Regions from separate parts of the Mus musculus genome. Here region 1 is linked to region 2. A link is a loop called in an ENCODE intact Hi-C map of the cell type or tissue named here. Cell type or tissue: left cerebral cortex. All regions are shown on one strand. Each heading gives the region's core, and the rest is flanking DNA. Links, peaks and the distances in the headings are about the cores only. Region 1 holds the start of Arl5b (ADP-ribosylation factor-like 5B). Region 2 holds the start of Plxdc2 (plexin domain containing 2).

The links. Hi-C counts contacts between places; a loop is a spot of excess contacts. Peaks named below come from ENCODE experiments on the same cell type or tissue, not always from the same donor. Only the 100,000 strongest peaks of a DNase experiment are listed, where the experiment ranks them.
Region 1: a loop joins it to region 2, with 8 times the contacts of the local background. A loop is called at or near these places in 2 of 42 quality-filtered maps.

What each region holds. Positions count from the first base shown.
Region 1 is chr2:15,053,937-15,056,844 of GRCm38, reverse strand. It overlaps Arl5b (ADP-ribosylation factor-like 5B), which reads right to left and starts at 1,525. Exons shown (of 6, transcript NM_029466.5): 1 at 1,271-1,525. The coding sequence starts at 1,316. It also overlaps a transcript of Nsun6 not described here. In left cerebral cortex, for the core only: a CTCF peak has its summit at 1,769; DNase peaks (open chromatin) are centred at 870 and 1,664; H3K4me3 peaks cover 2,115 bases; H3K27ac peaks cover 1,646 bases.
Region 2 is chr2:16,356,064-16,358,971 of GRCm38, reverse strand. It overlaps Plxdc2 (plexin domain containing 2), which reads right to left and starts at 2,668. Exons shown (of 14, transcript NM_026162.6): 1 at 1,735-2,668. The coding sequence starts at 1,846. In left cerebral cortex, for the core only: a CTCF peak has its summit at 1,485; DNase peaks (open chromatin) are centred at 816, 1,364 and 2,693; H3K4me3 peaks cover 2,377 bases; H3K27ac peaks cover 2,229 bases.

The DNA of each region.
Region 1 (2,908 bases), core at 310-2,809, 1.3 Mb after region 2:
CTGCCCTTTTCATCTCCCCAGCCCCATTCCAGTCTGAATACGGAATCCTCTAATGAACAGGGATAGCAGCAATAACCTACTATAAAGGGAGAACCAACACTCTGATCATTTTTATTGCTAAGGTGTGTGTGTGGGGGGGGGGGGGTTGATAAAAGGTAATATTGCGTAATTCATTTTTATTTACACAAATTTAATTGTGTAATCAATATATATTTAATTATATGTTGAAATTGTTCTTGACATAGTACTTTTACAATCATTAGAAAATGTTAAGTTGCTGAAAAATAGTGCATGACATTACTGAGAAACATCGCCGGGAGCTTCAGTTTGGACACTCCAAAGTCACTTAAAAGGGAGTATTTATCTGTGGTACTTGCATACACACACATGTGCCAGTGTGCTTGCATGTATTCATAAGCTTGAAAGGGGCTTTTTAAAAATCAGCGTTCAGAACAAGTGAATTAATGCCATTCAAAATGATTTCACGGTTTAAATCCACAAAACAAAGGACCTTAATAATGGCAAAGACTTGGTACCTTCATAAAAACAAAAGTAGTTTATAAATCATGCCCTACAAAATGAAACAAATGGGAACAAAATTTGGTCTTAATACTCAGAAACCATTCTGTTACAAGAAAGACGAAGACTTTATCATTGGACCCCTTTCTGTCTAGTAGTGACTCTTCTCAAGACAGCATTGCTTATTCTGCCTCGGAACAGGTTTTACAACTTCTAGGTAATTCATGACCTGTTCTAGAATAATTACGGCCACGTAACATCTTACACATAACCGAGAGCATTTAGATTTTTTTTTTCACGCCTACGGGGAGGAGGGGAAGCTGTGTGTATGTGTAAAAATTTCAGAAACCCGTGCACCTGAATACTCACTCATTCTAAGTCTTGACGAACAGAAATCAGAGCCAAGTCAGACAACGTGAAGGTGCATTGGCATAGACAAGAGGAAGGTAAACAGTGCAAAACTCCTGTTTCGTGTTAAACAAACGGAAAGTTTTGGGTTCTCGGGGAGACACTTTCTTGGGGCTAATCAGACCTAAAAGATGGTTCGCTGAGACCGGAAAGGCCCGCAAACAGATTGCAGGAATATGTTTTCACCTTGGTTGGCTAAAAGCTGCACACGCGTGGGATTCCTGGCCATCGGGTGCGTCCCCTGCCCGGGCTCCGGGTCCCCAGATCCGAGTTCTACCCCGAACCCTATCCAGATCTCAATCTGGACTTGCCAGCGCCGCGTCCACCCTCCCGCCGGCCTCACCTTGGTTACAAAAAAGGCTCCACAGTTTAGCGAAGATCAGCCCCATCATGAGCCCCGGACGGGACAGACTTCCTGGGCAGCACTCGGCGGCAGGTGCCGCGGCGCCCGCGGTGGAACCGAGGGGAAGCCGATCCGGAGCCGCGGAGCCTCAAGAGTCCAGCGAAGCTTTGGTCCTCCGCGGAGCCGGGAACCGCCGCAGACTCCTTTGTTCGCAGCGCGCTGAGCCCAGCCCCGACCCGTAGTCGCTCGGTCTGCGCCCACCTACCCTGCACAGCCTGGGCTGGCCACGAGCCCCGCCCCCGCCCCGCCTCCCCACCTACGCCCGGGACCACCCATCGCCGGAAGGTCGGCACGTGACGTCGGCGCGCTGACGTCAGCGGGCGCCTGGGACGTGGCGGGTCCTCCCTGTACACTTCCGGTGTGCGGATGGTGGGCGGGCTTGGCGTCTGCGGAGGCGGGGTGTGGCCGATCTGGGGATTTCCTCGGCGCGCGCTCCCTCTCCTGCCACTCTGAAGAAACGCGGACTGAGGTCCAGAGCAGCGGTCATCCCCGAGGCCTGGCCACCGCGTCCCTCGCTGCTGACCGCCTGAGGAACCTCAGCTGGCGCGGTCCTCTGACTGAAGCGGAGGAGTGGGTTTCCGTTCCTGTCCCAGTGTTGGGATTCTAGCGTGATTCTTAATTCTGAATGGAATTGATAGGGACGTGCGTGCTGGAATGCCTGTAGCCAGGGTCCAGTTAAGTTTCTAAAATCAAAGTGCCATCAGTTTGGCCAAGCGTTAGGTGTGGTAGTTAATCTCAAAATCCTTACCAGTTGAAACTGGAAACTTCATAGGCCAGACTAGTCCTTGAGGCCACCTGGCGGGCCCCACATAACCAGAGAAGAAGCCTGCCAGCCTGACCTTGTAACAAGGTAAACTGTCCCATGACCTATTCCAAATAAAACAAATGAGTATAGCTTAAGATGCCCTGCTAGTGGCCGGGCGTGGTGGCGCACACCTTTAATCCCAGCACTCGGGAGGCAGAAGCACGCGGATTTCTTGAATTCAAGGCCAGCCTGTTCTACAGAGTGAGTTCCAGGACAGCCAGGGCTACACAGAGAAACCCTGTCTCGAAAAACAAAACAAACAAAAAAAAGATGCCCTGCTAGTGCTACACTTCAAAGGACAGTGAAGACTTGAAAACTCGGGTACAAGATCACAACAACTTCTTGATACTAAACCATAGCTCCAGCCTCTCCTACAGAGGAAAAGTTGTACTGATCCTGTTCAAACATAGCTTTAATGATCATCCGTTGGACTACAAATTTGAATGAGTTTGTGGTTGCGCAAACTTATCATTTCTACTTTTGGCCTCATTATTAAAAAGCCGACTTAAGATTCTCTAACGCCCTTTTCAGGTTAGAATTTAGAAATTTGAAAGTTTTGCTAACCTGAAGGAAAAGAAACTTACTCTGACTGAAACAAATGATAGATGCTCACAAATACAGTTGAATATTGCCTAAACTAATAAATGCTGATGCATGTACTGATGTTAGGAAAAAATGGAACTTGTTTATACTGTACATGTGTATTGACTATATATGTATGTATATATATAATACATTATATATACATATATATGTAATGCTTGTCAGAAATG
Region 2 (2,908 bases), core at 295-2,794:
TCCTAGTCTCTCTTTTATGTAGTTTTGCTGTAAATATATTATTTGCTTCCAGTACCAAAGAAGTTTTTAAACAAACAACTCAGGATGAATGTCCCCTCCTTTTTTGCAAAATTGCTTTGCATATTCATTTACTCCAAATAAGCTTATGGAGATGACTACTGCATCTTTTAAAGTGTTGCTTTCTGAAGAAAGTAAAACTGTTATTTTTTTCAGCCAATGCAATGTGCCAAGAAAATAAACAGAAATATGGTGTGCTAATATAAATTATAAATAGCCAAGAACTTATGTTCATTGATGAGGATGACCAGAGGTGACAAAAAAAATCCAAGAATTTTAATCTCAGCTTTTATCCTGTGGTCTTCATGTGCTGGTCCCCAGCACACACACACACACACACACACACACACACACACACACACACACACACACTTAAATAGGAGCCAGCCTTAAATAGGAGCACCAAGAAAGTAATTTTTTTCCTCTCTTAAAATTTGCAACTCAGGTACACGCATGACTTGGATTATCCTATTTGTCTCAAGATGGTAACATTTTATTCAAGGTTTTTGTAAACTCTTATTCTCACCTGGAGTCCCCAGGTGTACCTCCCGGACTTCTTTCTGTGACTCCTTGAAGGCTGACAGCTGGGTATACATGCATACTTTCTGAAGAACCATTTACCAGTCTTTCTTGAATTAAACAAAGAGGTGTACAGAGCAAAACAGAACCAAAGTGATTGTCCTAACCAGGAAGTTTTCCTTTCTTTTTCTCTTCAAGTGCTCTTTGCTCTCACTCCTGCTGGGAGTCTACAAGAGTTCACAGATTCCTGCCCCAGTGTTTCACTGACCTGCCTGTTCATTTCTTTGCTGAAGGGCAGAGATGGGGAGCAATCTGTGGGGTCACAGTGGAATGAGTGGTCTTGGGAGAAAGCTGGATTAGCCAGTCCCTGCTCAGTAGGAGGACACTTCACTACCACACACCTAACCAGACAGATCACCAGGGCACAGGGTGCGGCCAATTGCAAGTATCTGGAGGCCCTTCTCCTCCAGGGACAGTGTCAAGAAACCCTGAGGAACTGCTGGCATGTTGGGGCCTGTCTGTGAAACAGACAGGCAGAGGACAATGGGGCCAGGGCTTGTCCTCATAGGCACGACTGGTCCCCATCTTCTCCACCTCTTCTCTATCCCTGAACCCCGCTGCTTCTACTGCATCCACTTAGTAACCCCACAATGAGAAAACTAGTGAGGATAGCCTGAAGGAGGGATGTGCAGACACAAGGCGTTTTCCCTTGGCACGGGGCGACCTGCCATCCCTGACTGTCATCAGATTGTTCATCCATCCATCCCTTCCGCGGCGCACAGGGAAGAGCCTCTGAGCTCCAAGGGATGAGAATCCAGAGGGGAAACAACCTGATGTAACCAAGATTCAGAGAGGTATCCGCAGCAGCAGGCTCTCTCACACCCCGACCTCTTTGGGCTACTTGGGGTTAGGCAGGACCACCCCCTGGCGCCCAGGTGGAGTAAGCATCATAGCTTCAGGGAAGTCCTGGTTTCCCACACCTTTTGATCAAGCAAACCTCTTTCCCCATTCGAGAAACTCAAGTTTCCCAGAAAAACAACTAGGATAAGTTTCCCAAGGGCAGATACTTTGGGTGGGTGTGAGATGAGGATGGAGGTTCGAAGACACCGGAAGGATCTTCAGCCACACACAAAAACAATTGAGAAAAGTACTTCTTACCATTGGTATGGTGTCCAGGCTCCCCGTGGGCGAACTGGAACCGGTCTGTTAAAAAGTGACAAAGTAACATAACTCCTGCTGCGGCCAGGTCGGCCCTCCGGAACCTTGCCATGCCGCTGCCGCGACCTCTCTCCCCTGCCCAACGAATTTTTTCTTGAGACCCTGGGCTCCGGGGTTATCCCTGGGGATGGGGCGACACGGCCGAGCTCTGCTGGTGAGTCTTGGGTGGGATCCGGAGGCCTCTGACAGTTTCGCTAGGATTTCACTCCGGGTAACAGAAGTGAAGGAGAGACAGCTGAACCCTCTCCGAACTTCGGGAGCTCTCACTGCAACTTGTCACCCTCGCAGCCCCCAACTGAGACACAATCAACCAAGTGAGGGGAGGAAAGGTCACTTGCAGTAGGGTCGGCAAACTCCCGGGTCCTCTCAGGCAGCGCCACCCGGGCGCCCACAGACGGTGACTTCCGAGCGCCCGCGACGCGCTCCACTGGGTTCAAAACAGATCTAATTCCACTGGCTGCGCCGGTGCTGTTCCAGATTCAAGAGGGCGCTGAGCACCGGAGGAACTTTCCCAGACTTAGGTCTGGCCCCGGCGGGTGGTTGGTGTTCCCGAGAGAAGGAGGTTAGTGGAGGCTGGAGAAACCCCTCTGACAAGTTTTTCTTCTTTGCTTCGCCCAAGGCTGAGCGCGCGTCCTCGCCCGCAGCCGGAGGGATGGGCAGCTCCGGAGAGTAGAGCCGGGAATGCACCAGCTGCTGTGAGCAGAAGAGAGGTGGGGGTGTTTTTTAAAGAAAAAGAAAAACGGGAAAGTGAGGTTGCAGCCTGGTAAGAGAGCCCCTCCGGGCTAGGCAGGAGGTGGCTCCGAACGCCGCGGAGCCCCAGGAGTTTGGTGGCGGAGGCGCCGCCGCGCTCCCCCGCGCTCCAGCTCTACACTTTGGGGAGGGAAGGCGGCTTGCCATTTGCTAGATCTACCGCTGAACCCTCCTCTCTTCCCTCCGCCCTCCTCCCTCCCCTTCTCTCCTCCAGGCTTCTCCCACCTTCCTCCCAAAACCCGCAGCCAGCACCAACCTGTCCATTGGCTGAGCTTTTCTCGGGGGAGAGGGGGCGCCAGAAAAGTCTCCCACAGATGAAGCCCGAGAAGACTGGCTGGGGAAAGCCAGAGGACCATTGCGGCCC